2 separate regions of the Mus musculus genome follow, and region 1 is linked to region 2. The links are chromatin loops, found by intact Hi-C in ENCODE. Cell type or tissue: heart. All regions are shown on one strand. Links, peaks and the distances in the headings refer to the core of each region. The heading gives the core; the rest is flanking DNA. Region 1 has its middle 1.5 kb from the start of Sox6. Region 2 overlaps Sox6 (SRY (sex determining region Y)-box 6).

Region 1 (2,917 bases), core at 148-2,647, 410 kb after region 2:
CACCGCGTCTCATTACATCTGCCAGCCTCTCTCTCCCTCTCTCTTTCATTTCCACATTCCCTTTGTTCCTGAAAAAAAAAATCTACACGTCACATCAGAGTCCCCAGATGCAGTCTACACCAAAGAAAAAAATGAATAATTCAATCAAACTGTGCATAGTCTCTAAGGCAATAAATCTATCGCACTTAAAGAAACGAAGGGTAATTACTACCATAGAATTAGAATAAGGCCAAAGACCAGAGATGTCGCTGAGTCTCTGGATAAACTCCACAGTCAAATAAAGTTTCATTTATTTGATCCTTTTTACATCTTGAACGGGAAGTCAGACAAAAAATTAAACTTATTTTAGAGCTATTCGCATCTTTTGAAACACTGTCTAGAGAGTGGGGGAGGGTATTAGAGGGTCTACCTTGTTCAAAAGCTCCCAAAGACATCAGCTGAGCGCCCGGCACAGACACCAACCAAGACAATGCGTGCTGGTGGAGTCTGTCCAGAGCCCATTTCTCCCACTCCACCCTCCTCCACTCCCCTCTCAACAGCAGAGCGCCCTCCGCTAGCCCACAACTGTGACTCTACAGGAGGGCAGCTGTAATCTGAGAGCCTTACCTGCGGCAGTGCGAAGACCCCAAAGAAACTGTCTTTCGCTGCCACCAACACCCCGTGCCATTCCTACGCACCCCTCCAAAGTCCTGTAACCATCTAGTTCTTCCATCTGCCTACAAGAAACTGTATACCGGATTTCCCCCCCCACGACTGAATGGAAGCTCTATACGGAACTGACTTCTGGATATGCCTTGGGTTGAGTTAAAGCGATGTCTGGAAAGGAAAAGAAGGGGAGGAAAAAAGGAGGGGGCAGCTCAAGCCCTATCCAAGTTAGTCAGAAGGCGGTGTTAGGCGGGAAGCGCCTACGGGAGAAACAGCTGGGCTGCACACTGGCCGTGCAGATCGCAGTTCTAGGAACCGTGTCCTTCGTCCCTGAGGTAAGACTGTATGACTGCCGCATGCTTATTCTTTCACTGTCCGTGTCTCTCTTCTCCGCCCACAACTACCCCTACCCCTAGGGTCGGCCTGCGCGCACCCTAGAGGACTCCAGCGCAGCAAAGAGTTGTATATACCGGAGCCACTCATAAATCGTGGGTGTCACTGAACAGAGATCTGCAAACCTGCTGTTTGCCACAGCAATCAAACCCTCTGTCCTGCCAGTTGCTCACTGACCCAGGGTACTCAGGCCGCACAGTGGGCAGAAGCCCGGACCAGCCAGATCACAGGGGACGGGAGGGGGGTTGGGGGGACTGCAGGCTCAGGTGACGCCAGGAAAGCTCCAGCGTCCCAAACGGGGCTAGTTTCCATCCTAGAAGCGCTTCTGCCTGCTTCGGCGATACAGAAGCGCAGGCTACGCGCACGTGCGTGTACACACAGAAAGAGAGTCATTCAGTCATTCAGTCACGCACGAACGCACGGCTGACATTCCGGCCCAACGATCCATCTACAAGGGCCCCTTTAACAGTCAATTCAGCTCTCGGAGGAGCCGCTGGGAAACTGGAGTTCGTGGAGGAGCCCATGGGTGCCAACTGCCAGTGCAGCCTTTGTTTACGTGCCTCGGTCGCCACCTTGAGGTGGAGCTCAAGAGTGCGCTGGGCTCAAAGCCACTACGACCCATCATGCAGGCAGAGCTGGCAGCCAGGACGACCTCCGGGACAGTTTTTGTTTTGTTTTGTTTTTTGTTTTTTGTTTTTGTTTTTGTTTTTGTTTTTGTTTTAAGCCTACGAAGGTCCCCCTGGAGCAGAGGAGTCCCGGAAGCCGTACTGCTGGGAAACCCAGATCAGAAGATGGCAGAGCGACACCTGCAAAGTAGCTAATGCCAGTACTCAGTGCATTCTCTCACTAGACTACAAACCTGGGGTTAGAGAACAGATCCGAGACCCGGACTTTCAGCACTAACTACCCAGGCAGGGAACGGGTAGATACCTTGAGAAAGACACAGCCTCGGCTCCTACAGGACGGAGGTCATGGCTCAGGGCGGCCTCGGCCTCCCTTGGGTTCCTTTGCTTGCTCTTCGATGGGAGACAAAGGTACTTAGAGATGCAAGCAGTCATAAGCAGAGGTCTTAAGATGAGAACTGAAAACAAGAGAGGAACGTTGAGACAGCATAGCTATGTGCTGCAAAAGCTGAGTCTCAAGTGTCCCACTTCCCAAAAACTCAGGCCTTCTGGGCACCTTAAGAATAGGTTTGGCAAAACAGTAGTGTGCTATTAATTGTATCACCTGCTTCCATCGTCTTAAGCTCATTTTCACTCACTGCTCTGCAGATATATTTGCAGTTTGTATATCAGGCTTTTAAGAGCCCTCTTGTTGAATCTTGCAACAACCTACTGCAGTTGTTCTTTGTTATTCCTGGACAACTGCCTTCAAGACTTGGAGGCATCTTACAAAGCCATCCCAAAGGTTCTCCTCAGAGAACTGCCCTGAGAACACTTCTGAGATTTTTCACTGCTGCTTGAGTACATAAATGTTATTTAAATATGATGTTTTACAAAAGGAGAATTGTTTAAGAAAAAGGACACTTGGGAACTATTTTGAGTTATATGAAAGCTTAAACCAGGACTGGCTGACACCAGCTGTGGCCTCCAGTATTTGGCCAGCAATAAATAAATGAAAGAAAATTTGTAAATAGGTCCACAGCAATATGATGCTAATAGCCAAGAGGAAATGTTTTCTCTGAAAGGAGAAGCAACAAGCCTCGAAGCCAGACCTCTCTCCTGATTTATGCCACAGCCCAGCAAATCAACAGTGCCTTCGCTCATGTGGAAAGCTGAGTACTATTGAATACAGTACTGAATTTTCCCAGGGAATCCCAATCATAGAAACACCTGTGCTAAGTAATGTTATTCTAATCCACTATGAAAATCGTAAGTAT
Region 2 (2,917 bases), core at 209-2,708:
AATAAACAAATTTCCAAGAGTAAGCTTCTACCCAGGATCTTCAATCTTGAACCCTCTTAGTACACTCCAGGAAAGCAATGGAGGAGTCTTGCTCCACGGCAAGGTGTGCAGGAAGGTGTTAGAGAGCAGATGGAAGGCCATCAATCCCACCTCATCTTCCTTTCTGGAACGCAGCTCCCTGCTCTTGAATTCCCACCCAGCAACCACTGAAGGCGCCTGGCAATAAACTGGGGGCAGACTGCAGGCTTCTGTGGCTGTTTCTAAGAGTTTAGCACAGCACACATACGCCAACCCTGTGACTAGAGGAAGTGTTTGAAAACTGTTCAACATGTGCCTTGTTTTTACATAGTGAGCAAATGGCTTGGAAATGCAACAGTTGAGAGAATGAGATATACATTTTGTCTGACAATAAAAGTTGGTTATCTTTTGTTTAGCTAACTAGTGTTAAGGTAGCAGGCAAGCCTAAAGATAGTTAATTGTGGGTGTGTGTATACATACCAGAGGACACAGGGTATATTTAGCCAGCCTACTGGTTGTTTTGACTGCTCTGAAAGCAGTTGATTTCATGGACTAAGCAGTTAAGTTTGAATCTATGACTGAATTAAGGAAGTCAGAAAGCATTTCAGAAACTATCTAGTCGCTTAACACTGGGTCAGTTCACTTACTACTTAATTTAAGTCTGCTGTGGCTAGAGACACTCACAGAAAAATCATTCAAGCCACGGTTAAAGCCAGAGCATCAGAGAAGTTGGTGGCATCAAATAATCCTGATGAGAGCTATGTATATCTCTGAATGGGAAGAGCTATGTGGTCATCAGCCTCCCTGCAGAAGGAGGAGATACCTCTCCAGGGGGAGAAAGCATACCAGGCCACAGTCTAGAACTAGAGTTCAGCTTCAATATTTCTCAGGAAAGGCCTGGGGCTAGGAATGCCTGTAGCACTCTGCAGAGAGGCCCAGTCACAAGAGCACTGAGAGAAGACCTCACTGAGGTCCAGGGATGACGATGACCAGCCTGCTGGAGCCACTCATGAAGTATGAGAGTTTGCTAACTTACAGACCCCAAACCTGGACCAAAGCAGCACACTGACCTGGTGCTCAAGTCCTAGTGACAAGGAACATACATTAGTCCTGTCTCCTCTGCTGAAAGATAACCACTGACAACCTTGCCGAGCCATCAGAGCAGCTCCGAATTTGTTTTAACAATTCAACAACATCACCATTCCTCATTCATCCACTTAGCTTAATTTTCCTAGCATCACTTGCAATGCTGAGGTTGTCTCTATTAAGCCATTTTTCTTGCATCATTAACTTTTAACCAGGCATCGATAGCTTTATTGTTTAAATTGCGTATGACTTTATTTAACGTCAGCATTTCTTCTAGCTCCTGACAAGAAGTCACATTTTATAACTAATTAAATTGATCCCTGGGAAGCAAAAGCCACTAAACGGAATTATTCGAACCCAAGTGTCAATATATTAAATCAAAGGGCTAATGAGTTGGGTCACTGCATCTTTTATTGGGAGGCTACGGCAGAATAGAACTCATATTATCCTCTATTTTCTGCCTTAACAATCAATTTTATTTAAACCAAAGGCAGCTAATTAATACTTTTTGATCTTATAGTAAATAGTGCCTCTTTTCATAACACACAAATGGGGGTGGGAACCTTTCTCTGATACAAGGTGTTCTTTGCATCTTTTACAGAAACAAACAAGGTGATCCATACAAGGTTCTGCAGGCAGCCTATTTTGAGAAGTTCTGGGTTTCAGTGACTAGCATTCTGGGTATAAACACAAGGAATAGTTGCCTTTTGGAGCTGACAATGGAGGCTAACGAGTGTGATTAAGCAACAGCTAAGTGTGTCACACCAGCTTTTTCTCTCAGTCCTGCAGCCACTGAGTAACTGCCTGTACCATGGTCACTTCTGTCTGGACATTCCATTTCAACCCATTGCTTTGTAACTCACTCTTTTCAGTCTTCTGAACTAACTTTGCATCTTCTGACAATAACCCCGTCACCTTTGCTTCTTTTATCGGTAGAAGCATTCCCTTGCATGTGGCAACTGTACGTTCTGCCACATACACGTGAGATTGTTTACTGCATTTCTGTTCCTCCCCCTCAGGAAGCTTCTGGGGTAGTTTTGTCAATTTTGCCTTAGTACCTCTCCTCTCCATATCATCAACCCAGCATTCTTTCCTGCCAGCATGGCCACACATATTATAGGAAGCAATGATAAATCATTTAAACCCTAATACATCCTAATGTGCTTATTATTCAGAGATAAAATTCCTGTTTAAAATTTTATATTTTTACATTTTCTTTGGGAGAATATCACCAAATTTATCATTTTTTTATATTTGGTGAAGAAAAGAAAAAATAACATAAAATCAGATACAGAATTTCTCATCATCTTCAGAATCATAAACAAAGCAATCTTTAAATCATAACTATCATACAAGCACTTAGCAAATATAGAAGTCAAAAAAATTGAGTCCTATACAATCAGGCCTCATGGCAATTAACCTTACAACAGTGAGGAGACCACCTCTAGGAAACAAGGCACTGAGGTCAACATGAAGAAGTTGAGAGTGTAATGAACACGTACATGGCTAACTGCAGTTGCTAGATACAGTTCAGGCAACACCTTTAATGTAGGTCAAAGAATTTCATTGTATATATCTGGCAAAGAGCCAGCATCACCGCAGTTTAAAGGTGGCCTCAAGATCCTCTGGGTTGAATGAATACTATTTATCACATAATAAGTTGTCAAAAGTCAACTCCATCTCTACTACTCAACTCTGCTGATTTACCTACCCAGATCACATGCAGTTCGGAGGGACACCACTGATGTTTTTAACAAAAACAAGGCCTTTCGCCTACAAAGAGTTTGCTTTTACAAATATTACATTACAGTTG

Evidence for each region. Hi-C counts contacts between places; a loop is a spot of excess contacts. Peaks named below come from ENCODE experiments on the same cell type or tissue, not always from the same donor. Only the 100,000 strongest peaks of a DNase experiment are listed, where the experiment ranks them.
Region 1: it touches region 2 in a loop (3-fold over the local background); 2 of 42 quality-filtered maps call a loop at or near these places.

Annotation. Positions count from the first base shown.
Region 1 is chr7:116,038,792-116,041,708 of GRCm38, forward strand. It overlaps a transcript of Sox6 not described here. Among named protein-coding and RNA genes, the nearest start is that of Sox6, 1.5 kb to the left of the region's middle. In heart, for the core only: a CTCF peak has its summit at 1,617 (motif pointing left); a DNase peak (open chromatin) is centred at 1,580; H3K4me3 peaks cover 1,881 bases; H3K27ac peaks cover 1,081 bases; H3K27me3 peaks cover 138 bases.
Region 2 is chr7:115,625,929-115,628,845 of GRCm38, forward strand. The region is part of intron 7 of Sox6 (SRY (sex determining region Y)-box 6); the gene reads right to left. Among named protein-coding and RNA genes, the nearest start is that of Gm51455, 130 kb to the left of the region's middle. In heart, for the core only: no CTCF peak of the experiment used is centred there; no DNase peak of the experiment used is centred there; H3K27ac peaks cover 898 bases.